Regions from separate parts of the Homo sapiens genome. Here region 1 is linked to region 2. A link is an interaction called in ENCODE POLR2A ChIA-PET data of the cell type or tissue named here. Cell type or tissue: HepG2. All regions are shown on one strand. Each heading gives the region's core, and the rest is flanking DNA. Links, peaks and the distances in the headings are about the cores only. Region 1 overlaps TMCC1 (transmembrane and coiled-coil domain family 1). Region 2 overlaps RHO (rhodopsin).

Region 1 (2,914 bases), core at 328-2,827, 140 kb after region 2:
AATTCTAAAGTAATGAAGGGATCCAAAATGCTCAATAGGGTCTATGATAATCTGGCTCTCCCTGAGCTGGTTGTCATGGCTTGTTAGGAAGCTTGTGAAGAGTAGAGGGTCCAAGGAAGAGCTGTTCGAATGATATACCCCTAATCCCACGTTAGGACTAATTACTCTTCTTACTCTTAAAAATCATTTATTTGCTGATGAATTCTAAATGTACACCACTAGCTCACACTTCCCTTAATACTAGACTCAGATATCCAACTACCTACTTAGTATCTCTACTTGCATGTCCAACAGTCGGTTCATTTTTTATTTGTTTTTGAGACAGAGTCTCGCTCTGTCGCCCAGGCTGGGGTGCAGTAGCATGATCTTGGCTCACTGCAACCTCTGCCTCCTGGGTTCAAGCGATTCTCATGCCTCAGCCTCCCAAATTACATGGGATTATAGGTGTATGCCACCACACCTGGCTAATTTTTAGTGGAGGCGGGGTTTTGCCATGTTGGCCAGGCTGGTCTCGAACTCCTGGCCTCAAGTGATCCACCCTCCTTGGACTCCCAAAGTGCTGGGATTACAGGCATGAGCCACCACGCCTGGCCAATTCTTTTTTTTTTCTCATATACCTTATATCCATATCCACTTAATAACAACATTAATAATCATAGTTGCTAATACATATAGTATACTTGCTATGTGCTAAGCACTGTTCTAAACCCTTGGCATGTACATTGTTTAATTCTTTTTTTTTTTTTTTTTTTGAGATGGCGTCTCACTCTGTTGCCCAGGCTGGAGTGCAGTGGCATAATCTCGGCTCACTGCAACCTCCACCCTCTGAGTTCAAGCAATTCTTCTGCCTCAGCCTCCCGAGTAGCTGGGATTACAGGCGTGTGCCACCATGCCCGGCTAATTTTTTGTATTTTTAGTAGAGACGGAGTTTCACCATCTTGGCCAGGCTGGTCTTAAACTCCCGACCTCATGATCCACCCGCCTCAGCCTCCCAAAGTGCTGGGATTACAGGTGTGAGCCACCGTGCCCGGCCTCATTGTTTAATTCTTTATAGTAACACTATGGAATGGGTATTATTATTTATCCTAATTTTATGGCTAAGAAAACCAAAGCATAGGGAATTTAAGTTGTTCAAGATCACAAATTAAAGAAGTACCAGACTCAATGTCTGAACCCAGATAGTCTAGCTACAGAGTATGTGTTATTAACCACTATGTATACACCATATTGTCCTAGCAATGCAACAGTCTCCTATAACTGCAATAATATTTTTATAATTATCTGCAGAGCAGCCAGAGTAGTTCTTTTAAAACATAAGTCAGATTACGACACTCTTTTTATACCTGTAACTTTCCAGTGGCTCTCTAGGTCAGTCAGGGTAAAAGCCAAAGTTCTTACAATGGCCATGATCTACACCTGCACCACTACATCCCATAAACTCCGTGACTTCATCTCTTACTAGTCATCCCTTTACTCCACTGGCATCAGCTACAGTGGCCTCCCCTGTTGTTCCTGGAACATGAGAGACAGGCACCCATGTCAGGGCTTTTCACGCAGTGAGTGTTCCTTCTTTCTGGAGTGCTCTTCCCTCAGACACCTGCACGGCTTGCTCCGTCACCTCCTTTAAGTCTTTGCTTCAATGTCACCTTAGCAGCGAGGACTTCTCTGACTGCCTTATTTATTTATTTATTTATTTATTGATGGAGTCGTGCTCTGTCATCCAGGCTGGAGTGCAGTGGCACAATCTCGGCTCACTGCAACCTCCGCCTCCAGGGTTTAAGTGATTCTTCTGCCTCAGCCTTCCGAGTAGCTGGGACTACAGGTGCGCACCACCACGCCTGGCTAATTTTTCTATTTTTAGTAGAGATGGGGTTTCCCCATATTGGCCAGGATGGTCTTGAACTCCTGACCTCGTGATCCGCCCACCTTGGCCTCCCAAAGTGCTGGGATTACAGGTATGAGCCATCACGCCTGGCCTGCCTTATTTAAAATTGCAAATTTTGGTTCCATTATGAACTTCCTATTTTCTTTCTTGACTTCATTTTTCTACATAGAACTCTTTACCTTTTGACATGTATTTTTATATTTCATAAAAAACTAGAATATAAGGCCCATGAAGGTAGATATTTTTGTGTTTTGTCCACTTTTGTTTCTCTAACAACTAAAATTGTGCATGGCACTTAGCAGCTGCTCAAATATTTGTTGAATGAATACAATTTCCTATTCTCTTATTTATTCAGAGTATTTTTTGGGTGTGCTATGTTCCACTCTTTCATTAGAATCTGAAGTGTTTCCATTTATTGTATCACCAAGAAATCTTAACAAGCTTATTTATAACTTCTTCATCTGTGTTATAACAGGATCTTATTGCATCAGAGATTGACTTTTAAAAGCTTCCCAAAGTACCTTATCTTCATACATTAAAATCAGACATTTTATAATTTTTTAAAAAGCTTAGAGTTCATTTATACTCTTGCATGAATTGCCCTAAAATACTTTAGTATTCTCGTTTTATTAAAAACATGTGTTAAATGCCCAAAATTATTTTTCTTCTTTGTGAACTACATGAATATTTCTACTCCTTAGATAGACAGACATTTTCTGAGACTACGAAAGTGGAAGACTCAATCTGGTTTATGTGTAAATACGAAGATGATAGTAGCAAAGGTAATAGTAGTAACTGAGTGCTTACTATGAACCTGGTACAAATCTAAATGCTTTGCTTATATTAACTTGGTTAATCCTCAAAACAAACCTAGGAGATATATACTATTTTAATCTCCATTTTATAGCCGAAGAAATTGAATCAGGAGAAGTTAGGTGACTTGTCGAAGGTCACATAGCCAATAAGCAGCAGAGTCAGGATTTGAACTCAGAGGACTTGGCTTTAGAGTCCTTGCTATTCACTGCGTCG
Region 2 (2,914 bases), core at 148-2,647:
GCCTTCCAGTTCCGGAACTGCATGCTCACCACCATCTGCTGCGGCAAGAACCCACTGGGTGACGATGAGGCCTCTGCTACCGTGTCCAAGACGGAGACGAGCCAGGTGGCCCCGGCCTAAGACCTGCCTAGGACTCTGTGGCCGACTATAGGCGTCTCCCATCCCCTACACCTTCCCCCAGCCACAGCCATCCCACCAGGAGCAGCGCCTGTGCAGAATGAACGAAGTCACATAGGCTCCTTAATTTTTTTTTTTTTTTTAAGAAATAATTAATGAGGCTCCTCACTCACCTGGGACAGCCTGAGAAGGGACATCCACCAAGACCTACTGATCTGGAGTCCCACGTTCCCCAAGGCCAGCGGGATGTGTGCCCCTCCTCCTCCCAACTCATCTTTCAGGAACACGAGGATTCTTGCTTTCTGGAAAAGTGTCCCAGCTTAGGGATAAGTGTCTAGCACAGAATGGGGCACACAGTAGGTGCTTAATAAATGCTGGATGGATGCAGGAAGGAATGGAGGAATGAATGGGAAGGGAGAACATATCTATCCTCTCAGACCCTCGCAGCAGCAGCAACTCATACTTGGCTAATGATATGGAGCAGTTGTTTTTCCCTCCCTGGGCCTCACTTTCTTCTCCTATAAAATGGAAATCCCAGATCCCTGGTCCTGCCGACACGCAGCTACTGAGAAGACCAAAAGAGGTGTGTGTGTGTCTATGTGTGTGTTTCAGCACTTTGTAAATAGCAAGAAGCTGTACAGATTCTAGTTAATGTTGTGAATAACATCAATTAATGTAACTAGTTAATTACTATGATTATCACCTCCTGATAGTGAACATTTTGAGATTGGGCATTCAGATGATGGGGTTTCACCCAACCTTGGGGCAGGTTTTTAAAAATTAGCTAGGCATCAAGGCCAGACCAGGGCTGGGGGTTGGGCTGTAGGCAGGGACAGTCACAGGAATGCAGAATGCAGTCATCAGACCTGAAAAAACAACACTGGGGGAGGGGGACGGTGAAGGCCAAGTTCCCAATGAGGGTGAGATTGGGCCTGGGGTCTCACCCCTAGTGTGGGGCCCCAGGTCCCGTGCCTCCCCTTCCCAATGTGGCCTATGGAGAGACAGGCCTTTCTCTCAGCCTCTGGAAGCCACCTGCTCTTTTGCTCTAGCACCTGGGTCCCAGCATCTAGAGCATGGAGCCTCTAGAAGCCATGCTCACCCGCCCACATTTAATTAACAGCTGAGTCCCTGATGTCATCCTTATCTCGAAGAGCTTAGAAACAAAGAGTGGGAAATTCCACTGGGCCTACCTTCCTTGGGGATGTTCATGGGCCCCAGTTTCCAGTTTCCCTTGCCAGACAAGCCCATCTTCAGCAGTTGCTAGTCCATTCTCCATTCTGGAGAATCTGCTCCAAAAAGCTGGCCACATCTCTGAGGTGTCAGAATTAAGCTGCCTCAGTAACTGCTCCCCCTTCTCCATATAAGCAAAGCCAGAAGCTCTAGCTTTACCCAGCTCTGCCTGGAGACTAAGGCAAATTGGGCCATTAAAAGCTCAGCTCCTATGTTGGTATTAACGGTGGTGGGTTTTGTTGCTTTCACACTCTATCCACAGGATAGATTGAAACTGCCAGCTTCCACCTGATCCCTGACCCTGGGATGGCTGGATTGAGCAATGAGCAGAGCCAAGCAGCACAGAGTCCCCTGGGGCTAGAGGTGGAGGAGGCAGTCCTGGGAATGGGAAAAACCCCAACTTTGGGGTCATAGAGGCACAGGTAACCCATAAAACTGCAAACAAGCTTTGTCACCTCTCAGAGCTTCCTTATCTGCAAAAAAGAATCTTAAAACTGACCTTGGCTGGGCACAGTGGCTCACACCTCTAATCCCAGCACTTTGGGAGGCCAAGGTGGGCAGATCACGAGGTCAGGAGTTTGAGACCAGCCTGACCAACACGGTGAAACCCTGTCTCTACTAAAAATACAAAAATCAGCTGGGCATGGTGGCGCGTGCCTGTAATCCCAGCTATTCAGTGGGCTGAGGCAGGAGAATCGCTTGAACCTGGGAGGTGGAGGTTGCAGTGAGCCGAGATTGCGCCACTGCACTCCAGCCTGAGCAACAGAGGGACAGTCTGTCTCCAAACAAAACAAAACAAACAAACAAACAAACAAACAAACAAAAAACAACAACAAAAAAACCACTTGATCCTAAGGGGATTAGATGCGACTGTGGACTTTAAGTGGCCAGCCTACTGCCTGGCATGCAGCAGATGAGACTATGGCAATACTGGGCTTCAGCTCAGAGCTGGCCTTACTAGAGACCCTGTCCCAAAGGGGAAAAGGATGGAGCTAAAGCTCCCGAGAGTCACCCCCTCCTCCGAGGTGAGAAAGGAGGGCAGGAGCATGAGATAGCCGATCCTCGGTGCCTTGGTGAGGCTGGGGCAAATCATGCTGGGATCTCTATCATTGTCCCTCTTTACTGTGACTCACTAGATAATATCAGTCAGGATACTTTTGGTCACAAGTGATAGGAAATCCAACTCATTTGGGCTGAAGCAAAAGGGACACATTGTTGGCTCACATGAACAAAAAGCCCGGGGCTTCAGGCACAGGGTATCACCATGACTGAGATGGGGATTAATTCTGTGATTGGCCAAGTCTAGGTCACCTGATCATACGTAACTCATTTATGCCTGAGGTTGCAATTTTTTGGATTTTTGCAATCAGACCTTGGCGATGACCTTGAGCAGTAGGATATAAATAACTCCCACATGCTTAGCGTTCCAATAATGGAATACTAGGCATACGCAGGTCTAACTGCATCACCATGGCTGGAATGGGGATTCATCCTCTGATTGGTCAGACCTAGGTCACATGCTCACCCTGCAGCCCAAGCAGGCTGAATGGGGAGAGGTAGGTTTCAC

What was found. ChIA-PET counts read pairs that join two places held together with the same protein. Peaks named below come from ENCODE experiments on the same cell type or tissue, not always from the same donor. Only the 100,000 strongest peaks of a DNase experiment are listed, where the experiment ranks them.
Region 1: POLR2A ChIA-PET joins it to region 2 with 5 read pairs; 2 of 35 experiments call an interaction of 5 or more read pairs at or near these places.

What each region holds. Positions count from the first base shown.
Region 1 is chr3:129,677,627-129,680,540 of GRCh38, forward strand. All of the region lies in intron 4 of TMCC1 (transmembrane and coiled-coil domain family 1), which reads right to left. Among named protein-coding and RNA genes, the nearest start is that of PLXND1, 72 kb to the left of the region's middle. In HepG2, for the core only: no CTCF peak of the experiment used is centred there; no DNase peak of the experiment used is centred there.
Region 2 is chr3:129,533,599-129,536,512 of GRCh38, forward strand. RHO (rhodopsin) reads left to right here. Exons shown (of 5, transcript NM_000539.3): 5 at 10-1,746. The coding sequence ends at 120. Among named protein-coding and RNA genes, the nearest start is that of RHO, 6.4 kb to the left of the region's middle. RefSeq lists an enhancer at 1,558-2,227. In HepG2, for the core only: no CTCF peak of the experiment used is centred there; DNase peaks (open chromatin) are centred at 973, 1,233 and 1,663; H3K4me3 peaks cover 834 bases.